Linked DNA regions of Homo sapiens: region 1 is linked to region 2. Evidence: chromatin loops called from intact Hi-C (ENCODE). Cell type or tissue: endothelial cell of umbilical vein. All regions are shown on one strand. Links, peaks and the distances in the headings refer to the core of each region. The heading gives the core; the rest is flanking DNA.

Region 1 (5,378 bases), core at 258-5,257, 170 kb after region 2:
CCCTAGTTCCTTTCCCCCAGTAGATCAGAGAAAGCCTGGCCTGTCTTAGGAGGCCTTATTCACCGGGAGCCTCTGGCACCCAGAGCCCAGTAGCTGGGGATCACAGCTTCTCTGCACTTGGTCACAAGGTTAAACCTTCGGGCCAGGGTGTCCAAAGCATCCCAGAGGACCCTTCATTCCAGATTTGTAGGAACACTGGCTATAGCCCTTGGGGTGGACAACAGGAGCTAGCTGTTCCCACCCCGCAGTGAGGTTTGAGAGTTATGGTCCTGCAGCCCGCCTTGACCATCCTAGGGCCTCCGGGAAAAGAATCAAATGTCTCTAACAACTAGGGTCATTTTGTGAATGAAATTATTTTAAACTTTTTGAAATTTCTAGAAGTGAAAATTCAAACCTGAGAAGATGCGCTCTGCCCAGCTTCAGGGAAATAATAATAGAATAATAAATAAAAAATAAGAGTAAGAGTTGGGTGTGTGAGGGCCTGAGCCTGCCTAGGGAATGCTTGGGATGCAGTTTGCATACTACAGTCCAGAGGGAGGCCTTCTTGGACATGAAAGACCATATATTCTGTATATTCTGAACCCCAAATTGTGACATTTGGGACAAAGCAGTAAAACATGGAACACGTGGGCCTGAGGATTGCATAGAACTGGGTTCAAATCCCAGCTTCGCTCTTTGGTAGCCTTGTGATCTTGGCCAAGTTTCTTAATCTTACAAGGCCTCCGTTTGTTTATCAATAAAGTGAGGATGAAACTAGAATCCGTCTCATGTGGATTTGGAAGGAAAAAGTAATATAAATGTGTAAGTAAAATGTGGAGCCCATGATCTGCAAAAGCTGCAGATCATGAGGATGATGATGAATGCAAGGGTACCTGAGGCCAGATATTGACACGGGAGAGGGTTCTGGGCAGGAGGCCTGGCATCATAGCCTCCTCCAAGCAACGTTCAACCATTTGCTTTCCCCTTGGGAAAATCCTGCCATCTGGGAGCCATGCCCCCGAGGACATGTCCCAGCAGTCAGCTGTGGATATTGCTGGGTCCAGAAGCCAATGCTGACTCAAGTCCTGCAGAAAGGGTAACTGTACACAGGCCCCCAGCCTGACTGTGATCAACCAGCACTGCCACTTCTGGCCTTGACTTTCAAGGGTGGAGAATCATACTCTTTTAGAAGTCAGATCTCAGTTCACCTGTCTGGTAGGAGGTGATGTGCATTTTCACAAACATGAACTCATGTAGGACCACAGTGTGGTAAGGATTCAGTTTCCCTGTTGAACTTTGAGGAAGCAGGTACAGAGAGGATGACCAGCCACCGAGATGAAGGAGGCAGGTGGGAGCCAGCCTGGCTGCTGCTCCACTGTGGCTGGAACTGTATCACGCAGGCAGTGCCAGGAGCAAGGAGCTCCGGCCCTGGAACCAAACTTTCTGGGTCTCGACCCTGTCTCTACTCCTTAGGCACTGTCATACCTTAGACAGCAACCATTTGTTTTGGACCTTAGTTTTCTCATCGGTAAAACCAAGTACTTCCTGGTGCTGCTCTGGGCGCTTCATGTCAGGCTTTACTGTACAGTATCGTACCTGCTCAATACAGTTAGCTCTCATTAGGGACTCGGGAGTCCGAGGTGATGGGAGATGCTGGTGGTTCACCAGCTGGGGCTACAACATCCCCAGCTCTTGGACCCTACATACCTCCCCCAAATTCACATTTGATTAGAGGCTTGGCTTCATGGATTCTTTCCCCCCTCTCCACATAATACACAAATAGTTTCTAAGTTCCAGGATTCCCAGGAGCCTAGCACAGTACAAAGTTGTCTGAGGCGGGGAATCAGGGGATTAGGGACCAGTTGGCCTCTAGCTTAACTCTCTGCACCAGGTTCCTAACCTGTAAAATGGGGATAAAAATTGCAGTACTACCTACTATCTATGATGGCTCTCTGTGAGCGGCAATGAGCCCTCGTCTGTCCTGCCTGGGCAACAGGGTTCACGAGAGTCATGTCTTGGGGTATTTGGGGCTGACATGGGGATGGCTTCTTCATGCTGAGCATGGGCTTTGTGGAAGTCTGGCTGGCTGAGGCATTAGCCAGGCTGAAGGTGGTCTTGGTGCTCTGCGGCTTTTTGGCTTCTGATGTGCTTGTCTGAAGAAATGTAGATCAATACCCCCCTCTGGCGGCCGTCTCTTTAAAAGCGGGAAGTAGATTGCAGGGCTTGGGTGAAATTTCAGGGCAGGCAAGAGTCTTCTCTCGGTTCCTTTAAGGACAGGAGACAGAGAGATTTCAGTGTCAGGTTCCCGGGAGAAACAGTCGCTTAGAGAAAAAGACCTTACTCCTGCTGCAGTGGGAATAGTGAGAGCTGGGTTGGGAATGGGGAAAGGTGTCTTAGAAGGCAGCCCAGCAGCAGGCAGACTGACCTGAGTCAGAATCAGACTCCTCCAGCTGTATTTTCTGAGTGCCTTGATGTTTAATCTCTGAGTCTGTTTGCGCTTATGGAAAACAGCTGCTGCAGGGACTGGATGAGGTACTATAGGAAATGCTTCTGAAACCATGCACGGCTGTAATTCATTCCTTCATTTATTCAGCAAATACCAGGCTGTCTTCCCAGTACCAGTTCTGGGCTGGTGTTCAGGAGACAGTGACAGCCACACAAGCTGAGGCTCCCTTTGCTTGTGGTGTTTGCCATCTCTGTGTGGTACCTGAAGTTTTGGTGTACCATACTTAAAAGTTCTCATGGGCTTTCTTGCTCTGTTTCTGATTTTTACTTAGTGAAATTGTTTTAAAGATAGATTCCTTATAAGTTCTGGAAATGGATCATCAGTCGTCAGGATCACTTGCTATAAATAAAATAAGAAGTTAGTATTTATTTAGTGCTTACAGTGTCACGGGCACAGCCTGAGTACCTTACCTGTGTTATCTCATTCAGCCCCCACAGCAACCCTAGGAGGCCCGGATTGTAATTGTCCCCATTTCATAGATGAGGACACTGAGGTGGCATCAGTTGTCTGCTGAAGGCTCTGGCCTGAGTGTGCTCACTCTGCTCAAACATGAGGTCAGCAAGTATTAGCAAGGTGCCAAAACACTCTGACCAAGAACCGAGACTTTCTTTTTGGAGAAGGCAAAAGGATTGAAACAAAATTGGAAAAGAAGAGATGTTCTGATCATGAGAGTGGTAGGTAGAGTAATGAGCCCCTCCCTCTCCAAAGACTTCAGTCCAAATCCCCAGAATCTGCCAATAGGTCATCTTCCAAGGTAAAAGACACTTTACAGAAGTGATTAAATCCATGACCAGTTGGAGAGGTTATTCTGCATTATCCAAGTGGGCCCAATGTCATCATAACTCTCCTTATTAGAGGGAAACAGAGGGAGATTTAATGACAGACAATGAGCTGTAAGAGAGAAAGCTGATGAGTGATGTGGCCACAAGCCAAGGAAAGCTGAATGCCTTATAGCCTTTAGGAGTCAGAAGAGCCAAGGAAACAGATTCTTCCCAGAACCTTCAGAAACAGCAAGCCCTGCCAACACCTTGATTTTCACCTCATCTTATTTTAAACTTCTGAACTCAAGAACAGTAAGAGAATACATCTGTCTTGTTTTAAGCCACTCAATTAGTGGTAATTTGTTACAGCAGCCATAAGTAACTAATACAGTGGGATTCAATGTTGTGTGTGGCTGTGATTCCATGCCCTAAAGGTCCCCTCCCACACCACCAGTGGCCTTCATCCTATACCTAGAGAAGGTGTCTGCTCCATAAAGAGCTCCTCCTCCCTCCCCTCTTCCCCCTCCCTCTCCCCGCTCTGGGTGAAGAATGCTGGCTGGGGACAGTGTCTCTAGGCCGGGCACCATTACTTTGTCCTCAACTCACGAAGGCTTTGGTGGGCTGTGGTGCCCCTCTGGGTCTCAGTTTCTTTGTCTGGCAAATGGGAGGCAGAGCTGAGTGGTTTTGAAGGACCTGCCCAGCAGGCCCCGCCTTTGGAGCTTATTAAAACACACTCTCCTGGACCCAGGCCTCCAAGATTCTGACTTGTGAGGCCCAGGTGAGGCCTGACAGGGGCTCCAATGCATAGCCAGCTTAGAAACCAAGTGATATGGGGATCCAGGTTCTGTCCCCAGAGTTATCCCTTGGAAACATGCCGCTTGATTGCCTTCTCCTCAGAGCCTGCAGCGGGAAGTCCCTGTTCCACCACTTCCGAGCTGTGTGACTTGGGAGAAGTGTCTGTGCCCATTCTGTGCCTGTGTCCTCACCTATAAATTGGGAAGAACGACAGTCTATACTTCAGAGGGTGGTTGTGAGCTTTCAGAAGGTGTTAAGTGTAGCTTGCTAATGACAGTGTCTGGCACACAGTAGGTGCTCATAGGTGCTGCCTGTCAATGTGCCAGCTTCTCCGCATGGCATTCCAGACCCTTATGCACTAAGACCCAGCTGGACCTCTCCTATCAGTCTCCCATCCACCCTCTGCACCCCCCAGGTCGTGGCTGCGTGAACTTCTCCCTGGTGCTCCGGTCCCTGCCTGGCCCCTTGCAGGACATCCTTTGTCAGGAGTGCCCTGCCCCCTCCGCTTCCTGGAGGACTCTCGCTTATCTTCAATGCCTGCTGAAACGCCACTTCCCCAAAAGCCTTCCTCCTGGTTTCCAGGCCACTCTCCGCATTTCCTCCCTACTCTGAACACCCTTCGGGCCTGTAGTGGGTTTCATTTTGCTGCTATCATCAGTTTCTTGCCTGACTTCACAACTAGATCTGGAGTAACCCTGAGGGCAGAGGCAATATTTTCTCCCAGGCTTTGGACAATGCTAGGAGCAAATTTTAAGTTCTTAGTTCATTTGTGAGGGAGGGAAACGGCTGTGTGCTGTTCTCTTCACTTTGCTTTGTCCTGTGGAAATCAGGACCACAGTGGTGGCTATCTCATGGGTCTCTATTCACTGGACGTGGGAGGCCATCTCTGTGAACCACAGTCGACTGCGCTGCCCCATGTCCAGCTGGGTGGATTTCCGTGTGACCAGCCCTGTAGGCAGTTCCCAAGATCATAGGAATCACACCTATTCACTTGTAAATGTGCTCAAAGTTGAACGCCAAGCAGGGACAATTCATAGAAGCCGATTGATTTTTCCAAATGTTCATTGGTTTGCACTTTTTGTAATTACTGTTAGATTTTCTACACATTTAACACCAAATATGCTTTCTATTTTTAATTTTAAACTTTTAAAGATCAAAATGAATTTTGGAGGTCTGTCATAGGGGCATGCATTTCATAAAATCTACTTTTCCCAATTTCATAAACAGTCATAAAATAACTGTGTATGCAACTCTCAAGGATTTTCTCACCAGAAACATAAAGAGTGCAATCTAAGAAAAACAACATGGTTAAATGTGCTAACTATAAGGGTTTGAGT
Region 2 (5,378 bases), core at 261-5,260:
GCTCTGGGTCTCGATATCTGCTCGGCTTCTTAACAGCTATGTGGCTTTGTACAAGTAACTCTGTCTCTCTGGGCCTCAATTTCCTCATCTGTGAAATAGGATAATAAATGTACAGACCACATAGGTTTCCTGTGAGGACTACTAAGACTGCAACCAATTCTTGCCTATGGTGGCTGATATCAGCATTGAACTACCACCTAAGGCTATTTGGCAGTTTCAACTCATTCTGCAGTTTACTCAGGTACTCCAAGAGTACTTTCCTGTTCCTCCCCATCTTTTGACCAAATTATAGTTACATGGCATTATTATGCTAGAATAAACATGAAGATATTGAGTAGGGTTTGACTATAACTTTAAAAAATATTAGATGGTGTTTACGATTTTTATTGTCTATCTGTCCTTTTAGCCCACTTCTCTCTCCATTCATTCAACAAACATTGTTGATCTGCTGGGAGCCCAGGCCCCATTCTCAGTGCTTAGAAATGATCAGGAAAGAAGAAATAGCCCCTGCCTCCTGGGGCTTACATTCTAGTAGTGGTGTTGACAGAAAATAAACAAATATATTCTTAAATAATATACTTTCAGAGAGTACGCTGAAAATTGAAGGTCAGTACCACAAAAAACGAATACCATTTAATCCTTTATGCGGTATAACCCATTTCCATTTTAAAGCCCTTTCACAAAATGCTGTCTCAATATCTCATGGTGGTTTTTAAACATCTGTGTAATAAGGACAACCATGATCAAGTCTGTTTCATATACAGGGAAGTGGAGGTCCGGAAAAGCAATGGATGAGTCAGTTGTTGAGTGCCTTGTGTGTGCCAGTCATTAAGATACAGAGTGAATAAGACAGCCCTCGCCAAGGGACTGACAGTCTGGCAGGTGACGCACCCTCCAACAAATGAGCCATGAGGTTACTTGGTGAAACCGTGATACAGAGGCACGAAGACAAGCACAGATGAGGCTGGAGCGTTTGCCTGAGGGTGTATCTTTAAGCTGTGATATTAAACCAAGGTTAAAGGATAAATACAAGTTGGCCAAGTGGAAATGGATGTGGTAAGGGAAGAACATTTGGAGCAGTAGAAATGGCTGTGCAAAGGCCCTGAGGCTCAAAGGAGCATGGCCTATTAGAGAAGCTGAGAGATGGCCAGTGCGGGTGGAGCAGGGTGGAATTAGATCAGGCTGGGCCTTGCTCCTACCCTTTTCCCTGTGGAAGAGCTGCACCTCCCCAAGGCTGGGACTAGAGTCGGGCAAGAGAGGCACCCAGGGCACAAAGCGTAAGGAGGCCCTACCCACTCACCCCTCTTGCTTGATGGTCTTGTCCTGGCCTTTCCCTGTCAAAGGGGTAGGAAATTGCCAGCCTGTCAACCTGGCCTAGGGACACTTCCGTGGAGATGTGGATAATGTGAGTTTCTGCCCAGATAATGTGAGTTTCTGCTCGAGGCAAATCTAGCTTCCACTTAAGAGTCTGTGGTCTGGTAACAGAAGTTGGTGATCAGCTCCTCCCTTTATGGGAAGAGATGAGCAAAATGAGGAAGTGTCAGGGAGGAGATAGCCCAGGACACTGGAGAGGGGAAGGAAGGGCAGACAGAACAAGATCCCTATGGCAGTGAGAGCTGACTTCACCCTGCACAGGCAGCTGGGTGTGCCTGTGAGATTTTTGGCATGTGTGTGTGTCTGTGTGCACTCGTGTCTCTGTGTATGCAGGTGTGTGCATATATATGCATGTGTGTGCATGCATGTGTGCACATGTGTATATCTGTGTGTCTGCATACAGAGGTATGCGTATGTTTACTTCTTACAAAATTGTCTGAAAATCCTCCCTTCCAGTTCTGGCTGAGCTGGTTACAAAGAGGCCTTTCTTGATTGGCAAAATCTCTGATAAATACCTATTCCTGTGAAATGCAAAGAAAGCTGAGCCTGTGTATAAGGAGAGTGACACAAACTAGGACAGAAAAAATGGGCAGGGAGGGGTGGGTGAGATCCAGGCTGGGTCTCCCCGTGGCTGGGGCTCATGTGGGCCTGGGGGTCAAGGATCATGCACCCCCGGTGCCCCGAGCTGCATATCTGTTCCTGGAGACCCCTGAGCTTGGCCGATACTCCCCTTTCACTTTAATAACCTTGTGTTTCCACAGACCGGCCCCCCTCTGGGAAAACCCCCCAGCAGCCTCCTGTGCCCCCCCAGAGACCGATGGCCGCCCTCCCGCCCCCACCAGCCGGCCGGAATCACTCGGTAGGCCTCCTCCCGTTCTTTTACAGTACTTGGTGTCCACTGCAGTTATTTCCTCCGCCAGAGAGAAAAATAAAACTATAAACATCTTTATCTCATTCTAATTTTGTAAGAAAAGATTATAATCTTTTCCCTCGGCTGGGGAAAGGCAAACCCAAGCATTCACACGTGTTTCTTTTTTGGGGTAAAATACTGGTGGTTTTTATTTACTTCCCACTATTTGAGAGAAGTGAAAACTGTAAAATAAACCCAAAGAGAACCGAATTAAGTCCGTGGCACCTACTGGTGTTGCCTGGGTACCGAGCCTTCCTCTCTCCTGCAAAAAGACTTGCGCCACCTTCTGGCCGACACCTGAAATTCCAAGGACAGGAGCCTTCAGACCGGAGGAGACAGAGGTAGCAAACCCCGTTTTCTCCTTCTTCGAGCATACAGCCCGGTCCTTGTGAATCTGATAAGTTCCCAGAGTGACCCTGAGAAGCTCAGACTAAGGACTTGATAGTTAGGAATGTGTTCCCTTCACAAGTTTATCTACAGATGTATATTGCTTTTGAGATTTGAAGACCTTCTTTTGAGATGCAGGATTCACTTATTTAATCAGCAAATATTGTCTGAGCAGCTACTATGTGCCAAGCAGAGTTCTAGGCGTTGGGGATAAAGTGTGAACAAGATAAATAAGGTCCCTGCTTTCATAAAACTCAACTAGGGCTAGTTATCAGACGGTAGACAGATGTCTGAAAGAGATCATTTGAGTAGTTATGTGTGGTTCGGGGGACGGAAGACCAGGTAACATGACGGTATGGGGGGGGGAGGTGACAAGGACCTGGGACAGAATGAGCCAGTTGTGGGAAGAGCCGGGAGAAGAACGTTCTAGGCAGAAGGAAACAAGTGTAGGGATGCCAAAGAGGGCATAACCTTGAGATTTTCCAGGAACTGCAAGAAGATTCTATGGTAGGGACCCCATGAGTACTGAGAAGGGATCACAGGAAAGAGTTGAGAGGGCAGACATGGGCCAGCTCAGGCAGGGCCTCGCAGGACATTAACGAGTTTCAATTTTGTTTCTAATGTGATAGGAGGCTTAGCAGGAAAGTGACATGCTCACTCTGCTGCCTGCAGAAAAGAGCTTGCGTGGCAGAGTCTAGAACAGGGAGCTCAGATAGGAGGCTACTGCGGTAGTTCAGTGAAGAAATGGACATGGATGTTTGTAGGCAGAACATGAAGATGAGGAAAAGTGAGCAGATCCAGACAGGTTTTGGGAGTGCCGGCTCTTGCTGATGTATTGGAAGTGCTTCCTAACGTTTGGATCTTTATGCAGCCACTGCCCCCACCCCAGACCAACCACGAAGAACCCAGCAGAAGCAGAAACCACAAAACGGCAAAGCGTGAGTACAAGGGCTGCTCTCTCTTGCCCTGTTCCCACCAGGCACTCCCCTAGCCCCGCCCAACCCCCAGCCGACTGCTTTCTTCTTTTAATTGATGTCAGCCTTTTCCCCTTCCAGTCCCTGCTCCTTCAATAGACAGAAGCACGAAACCTCCCCTAGATCGTTCATTAGCTCCGTTTGATAGAGAACCCTTCACACTAGGTGGGTATGATTCACATTTAATGCATAGTAATAATGATAAGCTGTTATAAAGTGCTTCCTGCATACGTTTCACATGTACCATCTCATTTAACTATGGCCACAATACTAGGAAGTGGAGACTAGTAGAATCATCCTCATTTTACAGATAAGGAAACGGAGACACAAAGAGGTACCTTCCCAAGATCACACAGCTACCAAGTGTTGGGAGTAGCGACCAAAGCCCATATCAGCCTCATTAGAAAGCTCCTGCTTGCAGCTTCTGGGGGCTGTGCTGCTTCTCTATGTGATGTGGATGATCTGTGTATACAAATCCCATTGTCCTTCAGCCAAGAGGCTTTAGGGTACAGAGAGAGGACCTGAATTGAGACAAAAGGGTTGGGGGAGCTGTTGTCTGCTGCCTTGCCTGCTACTTAATAGCTCACAGACCACAGGGATGTTAGTTTTTCAGAGCTCAGTCTCCTAATCTGTAAGGTGGATGTTCTGTACATAGAAAATGCTTTATAAATCCCTAAGGTGCTATTCAAATGTCAGGGATGTTTTTGTTTTAGGTATGCAATTGACCAAACATTGGGTATACCACAGTGCTTTTTCTTCACAATTTACGCAGAATATTCTTGGATTGCAGTTACCTTCACGTGCAGCTATTTTCAATTCAATTCTTAGCTACCATTTATTGAGCAACTGCTATGGGGCAAGTGCTCTACCTACCACAAATACACCTACAGTATCTCTAATCCTCACAGCAACTCAACAAAGGAGGTGCATTTTTAACCTCACTTCTCAGATGATAAAATTAAGGGTCAAAGAAGTTGAATAATTTGCCTAAATTTGCCTAAATTCGAACACTTGTCTTTCTGACTTCTAAGTGGGGGCTCTTTTCCACCATATCAGGCTGCAGTTGAGGACCCTGGGTTTTAACTTGCTGTGAACTACATGAGTCTGAGGAAGGAACTCTGCAACTGAACGGAAAGGAGCCCAGAATCCCAGCTGCCCCCACCCCTTTCTTGGCTATGCTCTGAGCAAGGCATTTAGCTTTCTGTGGCCTCAATCCCTTTTTGTCTGTCAACAAAATGACTTTCAGTTCTTGGATATGAGGCTGCTGCTCGCTGCTCTTTCCCCGAACTACATCACAGCTCTGCTGTGTCATGCAAAGCTGTGCTGGCTGGTTTGGCTTGGAATTGTCTGCTGTAGAGAGCTGTATAATTACATGGAAATGAAGATAGATTTGACTTCAGATTCCAACCCTGCTCACTACCACGAGCCGAGACATCAGAAAAGTGGAACACTGACATCAAATCCTTCGCAATCACCTCCTGACACAAAAGTTATTCTTTTAAAATATTCTTTTTTTCTATATTTAAAAGCATTTTTAAATGACACACTTTTCTGACAATTTCTGTTTTACCCTTGAATTAGTCCGTTTTCTGTGATGTTTTGGAAGGATTACTGTCTTCTTAAAATGTTTACACCCCACCTGAGACTTTTAACATGCTCAGAGAATATGCAAAAATTGGCAAATTTTGCTGGGCATGGTGGCTCATGCCTGTAATCCCAGCACTTTGGGAGGC

The links. Peaks named below come from ENCODE experiments on the same cell type or tissue, not always from the same donor. Only the 100,000 strongest peaks of a DNase experiment are listed, where the experiment ranks them.
Region 1: it touches region 2 in a loop (4-fold over the local background); 4 of 110 quality-filtered maps call a loop at or near these places.

The regions. Positions count from the first base shown.
Region 1 is chr5:170,097,328-170,102,705 of GRCh38, reverse strand. No RefSeq gene overlaps it. Among named protein-coding and RNA genes, the nearest start is that of FOXI1, 5.9 kb to the left of the region's middle. In endothelial cell of umbilical vein, for the core only: a CTCF peak has its summit at 2,175 (motif pointing left); DNase peaks (open chromatin) are centred at 2,165 and 4,555.
Region 2 is chr5:170,265,240-170,270,617 of GRCh38, reverse strand. LCP2 (lymphocyte cytosolic protein 2) reads left to right here. Exons shown (of 21, transcript NM_005565.5): 8 at 2,136-2,233; 9 at 3,543-3,609; 10 at 3,727-3,810. Among named protein-coding and RNA genes, the nearest start is that of LCP2, 30 kb to the left of the region's middle. In endothelial cell of umbilical vein, for the core only: a CTCF peak has its summit at 2,573 (motif pointing left); a DNase peak (open chromatin) is centred at 2,557; H3K27me3 peaks cover 1,475 bases.